2 separate regions of the Homo sapiens genome follow, and region 1 is linked to region 2. A link is an interaction called in ENCODE POLR2A ChIA-PET data of the cell type or tissue named here. Cell type or tissue: GM12878. All regions are shown on one strand. Links, peaks and the distances in the headings refer to the core of each region. The heading gives the core; the rest is flanking DNA.

What was found. ChIA-PET counts read pairs that join two places held together with the same protein. Peaks named below come from ENCODE experiments on the same cell type or tissue, not always from the same donor. Only the 100,000 strongest peaks of a DNase experiment are listed, where the experiment ranks them.
Region 1: POLR2A ChIA-PET joins it to region 2 with 5 read pairs; 17 of 35 experiments call an interaction of 5 or more read pairs at or near these places.

What each region holds. Positions count from the first base shown.
Region 1 is chr4:40,322,653-40,328,150 of GRCh38, forward strand. LINC02265 (long intergenic non-protein coding RNA 2265) reads left to right here. Exons shown (of 4, transcript NR_121641.1): 3 at 4,058-4,258. Among named protein-coding and RNA genes, the nearest start is that of CHRNA9, 9.9 kb to the right of the region's middle. RefSeq lists an enhancer at 2,812-2,861. In GM12878, for the core only: a CTCF peak has its summit at 2,940 (motif pointing left); no DNase peak of the experiment used is centred there.
Region 2 is chr4:40,183,067-40,188,316 of GRCh38, forward strand. It overlaps a transcript of N4BP2 not described here. Among named protein-coding and RNA genes, the nearest start is that of RHOH, 11 kb to the right of the region's middle. RefSeq lists an enhancer at 2,750-2,819. In GM12878, for the core only: no CTCF peak of the experiment used is centred there; DNase peaks (open chromatin) are centred at 2,985 and 3,135; H3K27ac peaks cover 4,723 bases.

The sequences.
Region 1 (5,498 bases), core at 226-5,225, 140 kb after region 2:
AAGTTTTGCCCCAAATGTTCTTTTCAAGGAGAGCTCTGGGAGGTCCCATAATTCTGTGACTTTGCGTTTGCAGAACACAGCAGATGACCTGAGCAGCATTCAATCAGTGATCACTGTTTATTGAACTCAGTGTCACAATAATGTTCATGGACTCACAAGTAAGAAAGACCTCGGTTCTATCCCAGCACTGCAACTTGGACATGCTACTTAAAACTCTCCAAGCCTGCCTTCTGTAAATGGGATAATACCAGCAACCTTTGCAGAGGTATAAAGATTACCATGGTAAACTGTTTCCATGGTCACAGAATTCACAATCCAAGATAAAAGAGTCATTAAGCACACAGACACACAAATAGGCAAGCAAAGGTTGGAGAAGCACATTCTAGGAGAAAGGAACTGCAGAAATCTTGCGTTGGCAGGAACTTGACACGTTTGATATACTACAAGGTCGGCAAGACCTTCTCATAAATTTGTGAAGCAATTAGCATTCTTTTAGTCAACAGTCAGCATTTCTCTATGTGTGTAGTATATTTATAACTAATAAAGTAAAACTTATGCTTTTAAGAAAATATTTTTTCCCAAACATTTAAGTGTTAATTGCATGCCTAAATTAAGTTCGTTTTTTTGGTTTTTTGCTTGATTAAAATTACAACACAAATCCATTGGATCTTAAATACCTTAAAAGCCTTTAAAAACTGGCAAAACATACTAGTTATCACAAAGATTACAGAAATTATGACATAACATTGCTTTTTTTTTTTTTTTCAGACAGAATCTTGCTCTGTTGCCCAGGCTGGAGTGCAGTGGGGCAATCTCGGCTCACTGCAGCCTCTGCCTCCCGGGTTCAAGCAATTCTCCTGCCTCAGCCTCCTGAGTAGCTGGGATTACGGGCATGCACCACCACGCCTGGTTAATTTTGTATTTTTAGTAGAGACAGGGTTTCTCCATGTTGAGGCTGGTCTTGAACTCCTGACCTCAGGTGATCCGCCCGCCTCGGCCTCCCAAAGTGCTCGGATTACAGGCGTGAGCCATCGCGCCCTGCCACAATCAATCTTTAGGTTGGGCCCTTTGAAAAAACAGAATCTTGTTTCTGATTTCATGGAACTTTTAGGTCCCTTTTCTCTTCGAATAGATTTTGAGTTTTGGAAACCAGAAGCATATATTCTTTAAATTTTTCAAAATCAGCTTCCCTATCCCAGTTCAGCCATTATTATATATTGATTTGATCTGTTGGTGTGATTGATAATTTAGGTATGTTTTATCAATATCTCATTATAATTATATGATCATCTAAACCTTGCTACTCAATGTGTGGTCCATGGGCCAGCAGCATCTATATCACGTGGGATGCAGAATCTCAGCCTCAGTCAGGCCTCCTGACTCAGAATCTGCATTTGAACGAAACCTCCTGTGATCTGATGGCCATTTAAAGCCCAGATGACTCATAGAAAGGATGCAGCTACCTAGATATGAGGGATGGAGCCTGTGGCTGGCAATCCTCTTCAGGACATGCAACTAATTTGGCATCATGGAACCCACTATTACTCCCTCTTTTCTTATAGTTTGAGGTTTCATTATAACTGCTAAGATTTTCTTCTACCTTGACCAAGAGAAGAAGGCTTGGGACTGAATCCTGAGAAATCCAACATTGAGGGAAGAAGCAGATGAGGAGGAATTGCGTAGGAAGTTAAGAGAAAAGCTGGAGTTTTCCTGCCGTGGAAACCCAGAGAAATGACTGTACTAAAATAAGTAGTGAGCACCTCACTGTGAACATTAGCCATGTTCCTATTGGGATTGTTATGAGTAGCAATTTTAAAATGAAGAACAAATGCTATCTTAGACGGGCTAGAGAAGCTCATGGAGTCTCATCACAGAGGTCTCTCCCAAGAGTCATTTTCCCGGACCTTTGGAAGAAGGATCGATGGTCCCCCACGGTGTTGAACGAAGTGCTTATTTGCAGAATTAACTCACAAAAATGTTAAATTCAGAGGAAATGGTCTGTTCACTGAAGTGTTACATTTTCTTCTGAGGGGTGAGGTGAGGATGTGAAGGGAAAGGATGACAACAAGCCGAGGTAAACTTACTTTGAAAGAATAGTACAACCTTCCCACTACTTTGTTTTCTGGGCCTCCCATAGCACTTCATGCACTGATTTTTTTTAAACATAAACAAAAGGTTTAAATATTGTTTTCAAAATTCCCTACCCAGGACTGGGCACGGTGGCTCACACCTGTAATCCCAGCACTTTCGGAGGCCAAGGCGGACGGATCACTTGAGGTCAGGAGTTCAAAACCAGCCTGGCCAACATGGTAAAACCTTGTCTCTACTAAAAATACAAAAAATAAAAAAAATTAGCCTGGCGTGGTGTTGCGCGCCTGCAGTCCTGGCTACTCGGGAGGCTGAAGCAGTAGAATCGCTTGAACCCGGGAGGTGGAGGTTGCAGTGAGCCGAGAGCGTGCCACTGCACTCCAGCCTGGGCGACAGAGTGAGACTCTGCCTCAACAAAAACAAAAACAACAAAAAATTCTCTACCCTAAAGAATTGGGTAAAATCCAGTCCTCCAAACCAGGGGAAGAGTTAGTTCCTGGAATACTCTATTTTGATCTTGCAGAATTATACTCCGTTAGAAATTAATCCAGATAAGATACGAGAAAACAATAAAGCAGGAACATTCTAGAAAGTGTATTGATTAGGACAACTTGACTCTAATAATCTATTTCTTAGCTTAAATCTGTTAATAGATTTGATTATCATAAGCACTTGGCTATTAGCCAGAAATCCTGGATAAATGGACGGATCACTGTAAATTTGGTATTTGAAGCTGTTATATTTCAAGCTGTTTTTTTTTTCTTTGTATGTGCTGTCTCTTTAGAGCTGGTTAAAAACAGCAGATTTCACATATGACGTTATCTGCAGTGCCCTGTGCAGAGGCCTGCAGGGAGTTTACAGAGACACCTGGTGGCTGAGAAGGTGAAGTACCTTGGCTTTGTCAGAAGATAAAGGATTTGAATTGTGTCTAAATTTGGTTTCTTTTTGTGGCTGAGAATTTCACTCCTTTCTTAATTATTTTAGTAGAATTGCACATTTAAAAAAATAGACTTTGATTTTTAAAGATTATTTTTAGAGCTTTCACTCTTTCTTTCTGAAAAAAATCATCAACCAGGTGAATTGACCAGTTCCATCAGCTGGGCTGAATCTCATCAGGGCCAGGACCAGAGTGAGGCAGGAGAGGCACTTGCTTCCAGTGCACATTTAAGGGGGAGCCAAAAATATTAGTAATGAATATAGATAAATTTTTTTGAGACAGGATCTCTATCTGTCACCCAGACCAGAGTGCAGTTGTGTGATCATAGCTTACTACAGCTTTAAACTCCTGGGCTCAAGTGATCCTCCTGCCTCAGCCTCCCCCATGTAGGAGGGACTGCAGGTACGCATCACCATGCCTGGCTAATTTAAAAGAACTTTTCTTTTCTTTTTTTGGTAGAGATGGGGGTCTCATTTTATTGCCCAGGCTGGTCTTGAAGTCCTGGCCTCAAGTGATCCTCCCACCTCGACCTCTCAAAGTGTTGGGATTACAAGCATAAGCCACCATGCTTGGCCTTAATACAATATTTCTAAACATCAAAATTAATGCAAAATATTTCATTATAAATAAAAATACCAAAGTTTAAAAACAGGATTAGTGGCTGGGCATGGTGGCTCATGCCTGTAATCCCAGCACTTTGGGAGGCTGAGGCAGGTGGATCGCCTGGGGTCAGGAGTTCGAGACCAGCCTGGCCAACATGGTGAAACCCCATCTCTACTAAAAATGTAAAAATTAGCTGGGTGTGGTGATGCATGCTTGTAGTCCCAGCTACTTGGGAGGCTAAAGGAGGAGAATTGCTTGAACCCTGGAGGTGGAGGTTGCAGTGAGCTGAGATCATGCCATTGCACTCCAGCCTGGGCGACAGAGAGAAATTCTGTCAAACAAACAAACAAACAAAAAACCAATAACAACAACAACAAAAAAAAACAGGATTAGTATTGCCAATATTCTCTCTCTCTTTTTTTTTTTCAGGCTCCAATATGGCTCAGAAAGGCACTGAGAAAACCTAGCCTTAGCTAGGCTAAGAGCCTAGCTTCTGGCCTGGCTTTTACGTGGTCAGCGGATGTGCGTCCATCCCCCTGCACTGGTTCCCCTTGTCCTTTCTGTGGCTCTCCTGGATTCCTCTCGTTCAGCTCCTTGGTGTACAGAGCCTATGTCAATGGCAATGGTGAGGTAAGTGAGAAGAAGAAACGGAGAAAGTTAAAAAGTGTCTTTGAGGAAAACACTTGGGAATAAAATCTTCCAGTTCTCCTGCTTTACCTTTCAGTACCCTCCCTGCTTCCTTCCAAACATGCTTCCAGAAGCAGGCACCTAGGCCATTCATACCCACGGGGCTGCTCTCGGCTAAGTAGGCCTAGCCGAAGAGACACTGAGGGCAGGTGGGCAGGTGGGGTGGGAGATGGAGCAGCGCGTTGCTGACTGGGAGAAAGCACCTCCTTGCCTCTTTTCAGTTTTAACATGTCCCTTTAGTGCCCACTTTCCAGAACAGGGCAGAGGATGGGGGAGCGGGAGATGAGTGAGGTCTTGGGGCCATGGGGCCATGCTGCTTCTAAGGGGGCAGAAGCTGTGGGAGAGGTTGGGGGCTGGTAGCTCTCAGAATAGCCTGGGAAGGGTATCAGCTGGGTTTGCACAGTGTTGTCTCCGAATCTCCCAGCTCCCCTTCTCTATGATTAGCATCCTTGAAGTAGCGTGCTACTGTTAACAGAAGAGCAGAGTGTGCCCCTTCTGCTTTTTCCCATGCTTGTCATTTGCCTAACTCTTACAATGTTAGCAGAGAGACAGTGTTTGCAACGAGCAGGGAAATATTGCACAATTGTGACTGCAGGGTCTGCTATGAGAAGAGGAAGCAGAGCCAGTGGGGTGAGAACCTCCTGGGATGAGAAGGGGTCGGAAACTCAAGAACAAAGGAAAATGTCTGAGAAGTCCCAAGGAGCAAGTGGGCTACCATTGAGGACAGAAATCTCCCATGGATGAGGTCTCCTCTGTGCAGCAAAGAAAGACCCCAGAAACAGGAGGAAGCCAGGAGATACTCACCCTATACCACACTGTACAGTTTTATAGCTTTCAAATATATTCCCTCAGGGGATTTCAGGGAAAATAGTATGCACCCTCTGACAAAGCACAGACATCAGAGCCCGCTACAGTCCCCAGATCACTCACTTGGACATACTGGATACCCTGGATCATATATCAGCTGCTCTCCTGACCCAGAAAACTGCATGTCTCTTATCACCCACTCATGTCTCTTCATGAACTTGGCTCTTCTGTTGGCAACTTTATGAGTTTCTTTTTACCAGTGGGTGCTTTCTGACTACCGTAGCCTGTGTGGTTTGGCAAGGGGAATCATAGTGGCATTCACTGAGAGTCTTGCTTTGTGCCAGGTGTGTGCTTGGTACTTTATCTGCTTTCTCTT
Region 2 (5,250 bases), core at 251-5,250:
AATTCCTGTTAGTGGTTTGGCTTTGCTTCCTCATAGTCTTTGGAAACACTGTTGTAGTCATAATGCACAGATACAATCCCAAGTCCTGTTTCTCTTTTTGCACGTAACCTTGTATCATGAGCATCTCCTTATGTGGTCACATGATCTTCCCAAATACTATTTTCAAATGACCGTGTGTAACATCCCAGTAAGATAATCTACCAATCATTTCTATACAGTATTCTACATTTTTGGCCATTTAGGTTGGGTATTGGCTAAACTACTTTTTACATTTTTTTTTTTTTTTTGAGACGGCGTCTGGCTCTGTCGCCCAGGCTGGAGTGCAGTGGCGCGATCTCTGCTCACTGCAAGCTCCGCCTCCCGGGTTTACGCCATTCTCCTGCCTCAGCCTCCCGAGTAGCTGGGACTACAGGAGCCCGCTACCGTGCCCAGCTAATTTTTTTGTATTTTTAGTAGAGACGGGGTTTCACCATGTTAGCCAGGATGGTCTCGACCTTCTGACCTCGTGATCCGCCCGCCTCGGCCTCCCAAAGTGCCGGGATTACAGGCGTGAGCCACTGCGACCGGCCTACTTTTTACATTTTATAAGAGGTTGGTAGCTTCAACGTCATAAGCTTTTTGTTATTTGTTACTATATCATTAGAAGACAGTCAAGTATTAGAGTAATGAACTGTGGCTTAGGTAAGACATTTATCTCACATAATAAAAAGTAAGAGGTGGTAAGTGAGTCAACAATGCCAGGCTTCTGCTGTGTCTCTCTGCAGTTTTTTGGGTTTCTTTGCTTGTCCTCAGGGCTGCTGCAACCTTCAAGGCATCTAATTCTCCACGGCTACACCCAAAGCATGTAAGGAAGACGGGTGCTCCTGCCCGTGTCTACTTTAACTGGTGAGGAGGACCTCTCCCAGGAGCAAGCAAGACTTTCCCGAACATTTCGTTGATGAGGACTGGGTCACACAGCCACTCATAGCTGCAGGGGAAGCTGAGAAGCAGGAATCAGAAGATTCTTTTTCAGTCTTAGACATCATGATTCACCCCCTGGAACAGAACATTTTGTCCATCTCAAAATAGAGGTTCTTTAGCAAGGAAGAAGACATGACTATCGGGCAGGTAGTCATCTATGTTAAACGTGGGACTTACTGTGGAGACAAAGAAAACCACAAAAATGGTTTTCAGATTAAGTTCTCAGAAGCTTCCCTGTATGGCTGCACGGGCTAGAATGGAGAAACAGGCCCTCAAAATGCAGCACTGGACTTCACATTATTTTTTTTTCTTTACAATGAAACTTCATCTGCCTTTTTTTTTTTAAATAAAAAATTCCCAGCAAAGCAAAAAACTGAAGTGAAACCAAATACATTAGAGAATCACTGAAGAGAATAAACTATATGAGTACAGCTCTTTATTAAAAATAGATTGTAATGTTTATTTTTCTGATTATAGAGTTAATCCTTACTGATCATTAAAAATCTGCAGAGTACAAAAAATTAAAGAAAAAAGTGAAAAAATTATCTCCAATTTTACCATTCAGAGACAGTCACTATTACTATCGGGTCTAATTATTTGTTGCCTTTCAGACGTGAAAAATTTTTTTCATATTAAATTGAGATTTGGGCTGGGCATGGTGGCTCATGCCTGTAATCCCAGCACTTTGGGAGGCCGAGGCAGGTGGATCATCAAAGATCAGGAGTTCGAGACTAGCCTGGCCAACATGGAGAAACCCCATCTCTACTGAAAACACAAAAATTATCTGGGCGTGGTGGCACACATTTGTAATCCCAGCTGCTCGGGAGGCTGAGGCGTAAGAATCGCTTGAACCTGGGAGGCGGAGGTTGCAGTGAGCCGACATTGCGCCACTGCACTCCAGCCTGGGCAACAGAGCAAGACTCTGTCTCAAAAAATAAATAAATAAATAAATAAATAAAATAAAAAATAAATTGGGATTTTACTGTACAGATAGTTTAATTTTATAGCTTACTCTTTGTAATAATAAATCCATGTCCCTTTAAAAATAACAGTTTTTCTCTATTTTTTTCAGGTCTCCCTTCCATTCGACGTGTGCCTCTTGTTGTCCTGTAATGAATTAATTTGAAAAGTAATTTGTCTTCTGTAAGGGGAAATGCTGTAGAAGTAAATTGATTCAGGGAGTCCCCTTACTCATTGGCTGTGTGGCCTTATGTAAGTTGCTTAACCTTTCTGAACTTCACTTTTCTCATTTACAAAGTGAAGATGTTGCTAATAATAGCAATAGTGGTTTTTGCTGTTTTATGGTTTTCTTGTGATAAATGATAATATAAAAGGCTATTGTAAATTGAATTTGAAAGAAAAAAATTTAAAGTTAAAAGAAAACTTAGTAATGTGAATACCCTTTCAAAGTATTTTTAGAAATCTCATTATTGTATATTTAGAAGATTAAAAGACAAGAATTAGAGAACAAAAACAATTTTATTTTCTATTTTGAATAATAAATACTATAGAGATAGGTTTGCTCAAAATTGTAAAGCTTGTTTTGTTTTTGGTAAACATTTGAGAACTTAAACTTATTATTTGGAAAAAAACATTTTAATAGAAATTTTACTTTTTAAAAGGTTTATGTGGTTTTTAAAAAAAGCAAAAAACATTTGTTTATGACTAATCTTGAAATTTTATATGTAATTTAAAATGCCATGTAAGCAGGAAGGTACTCATTTAGGAGAAATTACAAAACTACTTCCTTTTCTTTTAAATGATTAAAAAAATGCACAGCTACAATAATTTAGGTAATAATAATAATAATGAGAACGCAGCAGGCTTAGTTTGAAACCAGACCTTGCAATCCTTGACTGCACTTGTCACAAACATGTTTTCCTCTAATGATCCTCAAGCATTTCCCACTACCTCTTTCTTTTTGAGCACAGACACTGAATTAATTACCCAGAAACCTCACTTTTTTATTTTTGAGTACTCCTTTATCTTCCCATGAGAAGAGAAAGCTACTGAGATTGCCCAGGATGTGTTTCCCAGGTATAATTTCCATTTTAAGGGAAAGTTAAGACAGGCCTTTTAAGAGGTTTGATGCAAAAGCCTCTGGAATCCCTTGTTTTTGGAGTCTGTCTGGAAGTTTGAATTGGCATTGGGTTGGAATCCTCTAAATATGATCCTATGTAAGCTGAGTAATGAGGAAGATGACTTTGCTATGCTTAGCTGTGGTTCAGTGATTCTCCCCTGAGAATCAACTGCTATAAAAATCACTGGTTATTATGTAAAACATTGTGACCGAAGCAGTGACAAGGGTTTATAGAGAAAACTTAGGTAGACTTGCTCAATGAAATTAAGAAAAATAAAAAAGGAACAACAACTTTTCATCTGGTTCATCTAAATGATAGATGCTCATTACAGAACATTTGGGAAATATGTGGCTGGGCAGCATGGCTCATGCCTGAAATACTCACTTGCCCACTGCTCACCTCCTGCTGTGCGGCCCAGTTCCTAACAGGCCACGGGTGGGTACTGGTCTGCAGCCCCAGGACTGGGGACCCCTGACCTAGAGGTTGCCTCTATAAACATTGGCATGTGTGTATACAACAAGTTGAATCCAAATTCGTTTTGTAACCTGCTTTTTTCACTTAACAGTATATTGTGAGCATGTTCCCATGTCATTAAAGATTTTTTGATTTGCAGTGAGCTGATATTGTCTGCTTCCTAGGACTGAGCCACCAGGATCAAAGAAAGGAAATCATTGCCTTCAAGAAGAACATGGTTGACTCGTGCCCATACTTGTCTCTCTTTCATTGAGCCCATGACTATTTTTCCTGATAAGTCATGCCAACTGGTATCAAGTCTCATCTGGATGACATATTTTGTTGTTGTCACTGTTGTTTTTTATCTATGGGCCCAATTGCAATTTATAAATAAGTACTCATTTTCACACAGATATTTTAAGCTGGTTCTTTTCATGATAATTGCATCAGTAATAAAGTGAATGAAATTCACAATTTTACTTCACTGACTCAACATTTATCATTTATCTTAAGCAGGGAATACTACCAAGACAAGAAATTAATTGGTGAGGAAGAAGGGATATGCTAATCTGAATCTGGCCTCCCAAAGCTTTAGCCAGATTATTCCTGATTTGCCAATAGGTCAACTATAAAATTTCTCTTGAAGTAAGGAAAACTTAAGGAGTGTGCTGTGTTCTGGTAAGCTGATTTTCTTGACCATTTTTAATACTGTAAATGGAATCTTTAAAAACAAACAAACAAAGCCTACATTCATCCAAAGCCAAAAATCTGTACACATTCTGGACATTTGTGCAAAAAAAAATTTAAATGGCTACATGTAATTAAAACGACACTGGTCATTTACTTTCCAACTCAGGACATACCCTGACTTCCTTGTGTTGGTTATATGTCACTATATGACACAGTTATTTATTTATTTTTAAAATTGTTCTATTTTTTTGTAGAGATGGGGTCTTGCTATGTTGCCCAGGCTGGTCTCAAACTCCTGGGCTCAAGTGATCCTCCCACCTTGGCCTCCCAAAGCACTAGGATTACAAGCGTGAGCCACTGTGCCCAGCCTAAGATGCATTTTATTCACTTAAGAGAGCTAACCTGTTCAGATTATGAATTGACAAGTCATATCAATTCTAGTTTTGAGTGACTTTCAGAAGACAATCACACACCTCATCTATAAATCAGCATATGTCTGTAACATCTTCCAAAACTCAGGAGGGCAGATGAAAGCCATTCTCACACATGTCGTTCACATCATCAGCAGAAACTGTGCGTTAGTGGGTGGAATTCCTTTTGCTTAGTTGTATGATGGTGATAGCTAATAAAAATGGCATTTAAAAATGAATGTCTAAAACTTGGGCTAACCCAGGAAATTACAGGCATCTTAGGAATAAAAAGACAAAAAGAGACAAAGAACTGTTCTTTAAAAGTGCAAGGAACAGAGTGAGGGCAAAGGAAAAGGTTTCTTCTGGAGGAGGGAGGAAAAACAACAACAACAAAAGAAAATGTTTCTTCTTTTTTGGATGAGAATAATAGTAGCCTTTGAAGTTTCAAATTGATCTTTGTCAATGAGCCATTTGGAATTCAGGATCAGGCAAACCAGCTTGAGAGGCTGGGGTACTCACTTAGTGGAGAGACCAAACAAGTAATATTTAAATGATGTAGCCACAGCCTGAAGTCAAGGATACCAAAGATATTGGCAAAAGTCAACCGGCTACCATCATAAAGATGTGCAAAGGTAGACTATGGAATCACAGGCTGT